2 separate regions of the Mus musculus genome follow, and region 1 is linked to region 2. Evidence: chromatin contacts called from ENCODE POLR2A ChIA-PET data. All regions are on one chromosome and are shown on one strand. Each heading gives the region's core, a stretch centred on a gene start or an enhancer-like site at or near the end of the contact. The rest is flanking DNA. Distances are from core to core; before and after follow the strand shown.

Region 1 (3,234 bases), core at 707-3,206, 470 kb before region 2:
TCCTGCCTCAGCATCCCAAGTGCTGGCATTATAAACAAGACACAGTTCTATTTATGGATCACAGTGTCATGTGTTCAAACTCCCTGTCTGGCAATGCTCTCACTGAAACAGATTAACATGTCTAGAACCACTAACCTGGATAACTTAATTCAATAGTTACTGATCTCCTGAGTTTAATTTTTTTAAAGATTTATTTATTATTATACATAAGTACTCCATAGCTGTCTTCAGACACCAGAAGAGGGAATCAGATCTCATTACAGATGGTTGTGAGCCACCATGTGGTTGCTGGGATTTGAACTCAGGACCTTCGGAAGAGCAGTCGGTGCTCTTAACCACTGAGCCATCTCTCCAGCCCCGAGTTTAAAATTTTTAAGTTTGGTGTATATTAAAGACAAGTTTCAGGTAGCTGGGACTCTCCTTCCACCGTGTCGGTTCTGAGGACCCAACTCAGGGGATCATACATGGCAGCAAGCGTCTTCATCCGAAAGTGTTTTACGATATGGATTTGTGACAAGTTTCTGGGAGAAACGTGGACATGGGTTGTCAGTAACTGGAGTCAGGAACTAAACTTTCAGAACTAGGCACATTACTCATTACATCTTAGACTCGTAATAACTTACTTAGTAAAAAGGCAAAATAAAATAAAATAACCCCCCCAAAAAAAAACCTTTAACTGACATCACACAAGAAAAAGCAACAGAGACAAAAAGGTCTGCCCCACTCCTGCCCGTAGACTTAAGAGTTTTCAAAAGCTCTGCAAGGCAGATTCCCAGACTCTGCCCTTACAGAGTTTAATAAGCCTTAAGTGATGCTCAGAAATCCTCTAAAACACTTAACACCAGCGGTTCTCAGCCCACATTCTAAGAAACACTTACAACCTCCACTCTGGAGGTGTTATCCAAAGCAAGCCCTTCCGGCTTTGCTCAAAAAGTCCGTTGTCTCGTCTCAAAAGGAGAGATGAGAACTATACAGTTGTGAAAAATCAAGACACGGAAAGTACCTGCTGTACAATAGTAGTATGGGAATGTGACAGTACGATACTCGTGTTCACGCGAACCCAATCCTAGGTTCCTAAGTCTAAGTAAGAGCAGAAACCCCGAAACCCCTAAGGTTCCCCTCTTCTGTCAATCCCCGGTCCCTGGCGCCTCCCTCGACTCCACAGCCCTGCTGCTCAGCCTCTGGCTGGAACTGACAGCTCAGAAGAGGGTTTGACTGCGCAGCCGGCGCAGGAGCGAAAGGGGCGGGCGTGTGGCCCTAGAGGCGGGCCCAGGAAATTCAAAACAAGCCCGCAGAGGTGCAGGCCCGCCAGCCCTCGCCTTCCCGGCTAGCTCCCCTTCCAGCCGGCGCTCCTCAGCCCGGGAGCCCGAGACTCACCCTTTCCCGGAGCCGCAGGACCTGAGGCTGAACCCGAGAACACCGAGGTCACCGAGGCGCCCGTCCCCGGAGGCTCGGGGGCCGCAGAGCCGGGAACTGAAGCGGTGACCCGGCTGAGAAGCGCGCTGGCCGCCTCCGCGCCGGCCCCGTCCAACTCTCCCGGAGCTCCGGAGCCCGCCACCGCCTCCTCCAGCAGCCGGGCCTCCCGGCGCAGCGCCTCTTCGGCCTCGCGGAGGTTGCTCTGCCGGAGGAATTGCAGCACGGCCAGGAGGGTCTGTCGGTCGTGGGGAGCGCCGGCCTCCGCCGGAGCGGCGGGCACCGGGGCCGCCCCCGCCGGGGCAGCGGCGGAGACAGCCACCCCAGGCTTGGGGGTCCCGCCGTCCCCGCCGGCCGCCGCTGCCACTGCCACATTCCCGCCGCCGCCGCCGTTGGGGCCGTTGTTGGGAGTGCCGCCGCTCCCCTCGCCTGCGCCGTCGCCAGCCTGCGGAGGTAGCAGCGTCGGCGGTCCCTCAGGCTCTAGCTTGACCGCCACCTCCGTCTGCTCCTCCGCCAGCGCCGCCATCTTGCGGCTGAGCCACCTCGCGCCGTCAAGCGTGACTGCGTTTTCGCCACATGGAGGGCGGGGGTAGGGCGTTTCACGACAGCCGGGGCAGGCCATTTACGGCAGTGGGAGGAGCTAGCGAGGAGAAAAGGCACGAGAAAGAGCTACTTTCAAAACCGAGCGAAAGGCAGGCAGGAAGTGGGAGTTGCTTACCGTCAGTCTCTATTGCATTTGCCTGCTAATTACCGTTTATTGCATTCAGGCGATGAGATAGCCGTTTTATATTATACGAGCTCTTTTAATTCAACAAGTTTAAAGGTGCTAATCCCTGGAGTCTTTACAGACGGCTTAACCAGAATCCAAAGAGGTTAAATACCATGCTAAAATCACACGCGAAGAAAACGATTCACGCCCAGGTATTTAATTCAAAAGCACATAGCATTTATCAGAAAGAGGCCTCCTAGTTACTGGAAAGGCTCTCTGATGCTGTGGGCTGAGCAGTGGTTACTTTTTCAGTTTTTCTTTCTTTCTTTTTTTTTTTTTTTTTTTGGTTTGGTTTGTTTTTTCGAGACAGGGTTTCTCTATAGAGCCCTGGCTGTTCTGGAACTCACTTTGTAGACCAGGCTGGCCTCGAACTCAGAAATCCGCTGAGTGCTGCGATTAAAGGCGTGCGCCACCACGCCCGGCTCTTTTTCACTTTTTATTCCTGTAAAAATCTAGCTTTGTGAACTTTACAGTATATGTTATATCGTTTATTTTTTTTAAAAAAGCCTTTAAGCTGGATGTAGTTTCTAAAAATAAATTTAAGCCGAAGATAGAGGTCACAGGATCGCCTCAGCAAGTTCTAGATCAGTCAGGGCTACACTGTCTCCGGAGACCTTGTCTCCAACAAGAACAAGAACAACAAAACCAAAACCAACAACAAAATCAACTATAAAGTTAAAGAGAAAAAAAAGTTAATTTCTTCTCATTCCTTGTTACCAAATAAACCATTTCTGTCCTAAGGAAAAAATTTTTTTTCCTTTTTAAAGAAAAGATTAAGGCAGGGTCTTATGCACGCAGGCTGGCCTTGAACCTGCTGTGAAGTTAAGGGGGACCTTGAATTTCTGGTCCTCCTGCCTTCACCTTCCAAGTGTAGGGGTCCAGCTAAAAAGTTTTTATATAGACGTTTTTATGACTAAAATGTTTCTACTGTGTATTAATTACCCATTGTTACTATTTTGTTGTTGTTTGGGGCAGTACTAGGAAGTGAACCTCACCCTGCCTCTTGAATCCTAGGCAGTGTTCTGCTGCTGGGCTACAACAGCAGCCCTTAC
Region 2 (3,048 bases), core at 174-2,673:
TCACTTGAAAAAAAAAAAATCTTATCAAATCACAGAGCTCGGCAGAGGATCAAGAGTTCAAGCCCTGCCTGACCTACATTGCAAGATCCTGTCTCAAACAAAACAAAACTCAATTATTTTGGGGTTTTGGGTGTTTTTCTTGTTTTGTTTCTTGAAGAGGATATTCGGGAGAAAAATAAGATACGTATGTGAAAGGGCTGCCCTTGAGCTCTAAGGGGAAAGGTAAGAATTCTGCTAACAATTTCTGCTCTTCAGCGTGATGTGACGTGCTAAGCTGCACAGGCTGTCCCTGTGCCTGTGGAAAACAGACAATGATGGGAAGAAAGGGGAGAAACCAAAGGAAACGATAGAAGCTTTGCCAGATTTAACAGGGGAGGGGTGATTCCCCCTACAGCACCCCACCCAATCTGGCACCAAGAGTAACGCTTCAATTAGGGTTTCGAAACGCCAGCCCAAGCTAGAATCAGCATAAGCAGGCATCTCGGCCCTGGACTCAGGAAGAGCAAGCCACCCAGCAAGAAAAGCTAGGGTGCTCCACTTGCTGCCGATATTGGCATCGGAACCACCCTCTGCTCAAAAGCCCTGAGCTGGCTCGCTCGGATCAGCACTAGTGACTTCTTCCCAGGACAGCTAGCCTAACAGCACGGTTTTCTCACACTCAAATGTGCCCCTCCTCCTGAGGGGTTACTACTTCATCCCTACTATCTCCCAAGAACCTTACCTCCAGCAACAGCCCACCAACGTACTATGCCTTACAGCATTAAAAATAAGAGTCAGGATGCCCTCAGAACTTTTCCTTTGTCCAGCCTGAAATAAATACCATGCTGAGCCCTCCTCCCTCTGGGGCCAGTGCAGTAACCTGGGATCCCAGCACACACTGGTGTGCACACAGTCTCTGGCTCCGGACTCTACTGCGGAGCAGAAATAGGGCCCACGGGCGCCAGTGTGCGGCGATCTCCGCGAAGAGTCCTCCAGAGCACCTACCATAACTACCCTCTCAAAGGACCCTCAAGTCGCCTGGCACCATTGCCTCTGCCACCTTCTTGACATCCAACTCGTCACAGGTGTCCCTCAGCTAAACATCAACACCCCCACCCTTCACCTGGTCCACCTTAGCCATGGGCTTCCCTCCCGAAAACACTCAACTCCTTGCAAACAAACCTCTTTGAGACCCCCCTCCAACCAGGCCTCGACCGCCCCAGACCCCCAAGCTAGCCCAGAAGCCCTCCCCTTACCTGCGGGGGCTCAGCCCTCACTGACAGGGGGCTGGGCAGCGCCTGGAGGAGCAGGAGCGCCATGCCACCCAGGAGCCTTCTCCTCTCCATCCCCCTCCTGCTCCTGCTCCTCCGCCACGGCGCCGCCACCCCTCCTCCTCCCTCTCTTCTTCCCTCTGCTTCCTCCTTCCCTTCTTTTCCTGTTTCGCTCTGCCCTCCCGCTTCCGGCTCGGCTCCACCCCGCCCCAGGCAAAGGGCCCGCCCAGATGCAGGGGAGGGTCTCCAGCTCCCGCGCCTCATTGGCTCCTACTTTCTGTCCATTGGTCAAAAGAACTGTGAGTCAAATACCAGTCCCAGCCACCCTCGTGCTAGGTGATTTGGCCAATGAAAAGTGGGAGGAAGCTGGGCCATCTTGAATGCTGCGAGGTGCAGAAAAGTGCAGAGCGCCCCGCCCCGCAGAGAGTGGCGGAAGTAACAGGAGCTAGGGACACGACCACCCGGATGCATTGAAAAGGTTTACAGTATTTCAGTCATTTTGAGTGTGGCGGAAATGTTATGTTCCCACAGTTAAGTGGAGGTAAAAGAAAGAAAGAAAAAAAAAAGTGGTGAGGTATAATGATTCTAAAGCGTGCTTCCAACTGCAGTCTATAAGCCTTTGGTGCTTTTTGTATTAAAATAAGTAGAGGTAAAAGAAAGAAAGAAAAAAAAGTAGTGAGATATAATGATTCTAAAGCGTGCTTCCAACTGCAGTCTATAAGCCTTTGGTGCTTTTTGTATTAAATTACAGGAAGCCCTATTATCAGGATCCTTTTTCCAAGCTCACTACCCAAGCAGCAGCTTTGAGTCATTTGAGTCCCCTATTAAATAGCACCTCTCTTAGCGATAGTGCTCTGCTACCCCCAAGTTTCAAGGACAAAACTCTTCAGACCCTACTCAGAAATAGCTCTGAGACCCACCAATCATTGCTTCATCCATGTTATCTTCCGGCTAAATGAAAATGGCTTCCCTTTGCCCCTCCACACACCGCAAGGACAATACTAGTCCACACAAACCCACACATCACCATGTAGCTGCTTCAATTTGAGAATTCTTGTCCAACAGGGCAGGAGGATGTATCACTCTGTGGTAAATGGCTTGCATGGGCAAGGCCCTGAGTTCAGACCCTGGTATGGGCCATAAGGAACAGAGAAAGGGAAGAGATAGAGGGAGGAAGAGAGGGAAAAAGAAAGAAAAAATTACACTTCAATTAGTTACAGGATGTACTTGGCTAGTTTTTGATGTAGGGTCTCTTCCTGTTGTCCATACAAGCCAGAAACTAGGTAACTCAGGCTGTCCTCAAAGTTGTGTTAGTAGTTCCCATGCAAAGCCCTCCTGCTCATTATAACTGCTGTTCAACACCTTACAGGCCAACTCAACTAAATGGATAAGGGTTTGGCAGCGGGTGGGGGTGTGGCTGCTGCCGAACCGACCTTGGCTTTCTAGGAGGGACAGTGAAAGTGTTCTGGATTACAGTAGTGACAACTGTAGCACTTTGTGACTGGACTGAACGTTACTAAACCATACAATTTAAAGGGCTGGATTTGGCTAGGTGTGGAGGTGCATAGCTGTAATCTCAGCACTCACGACTGCATAGCCTGAGCTTCATCGAAAGGAAAATACCAATTTCATGCTGTCTGAGTTCCATTTTACTGTCTAAGTGGGTGTGGGGTTAAATCACAGCTGGGATCTCGGCACTCGAAGTCCTTTGGTACAACTGTGTGGTGTCAGATGAATGCTGGCAGCGTTATATCCTCGGGCTCCATCTCAGACCTACAGAACCGGAAGCTGGGATGAG

The links. ChIA-PET counts read pairs that join two places held with the same protein, here RNA polymerase II (POLR2A).
Region 1: POLR2A ChIA-PET joins it to region 2 with 13 read pairs in Patski. The contact joins the promoter of Taf5 here to the promoter of Wbp1l in region 2. POLR2A ChIA-PET finds 5 or more read pairs at or near these places in 2 of 5 experiments (Patski and embryonic stem cell).

Annotation. Positions count from the first base shown.
Region 1 is chr19:47,066,470-47,069,703 of GRCm38, reverse strand. It overlaps Taf5 (TATA-box binding protein associated factor 5), which reads right to left and starts at 1,956. Exons shown (of 11, transcript NM_177342.3): 1 at 1,378-1,956. The coding sequence starts at 1,939.
Region 2 is chr19:46,597,481-46,600,528 of GRCm38, reverse strand. It overlaps Wbp1l (WW domain binding protein 1 like), which reads right to left and starts at 1,423. Exons shown (of 5, transcript NM_001177812.1): 1 at 1,236-1,423. The coding sequence starts at 1,325.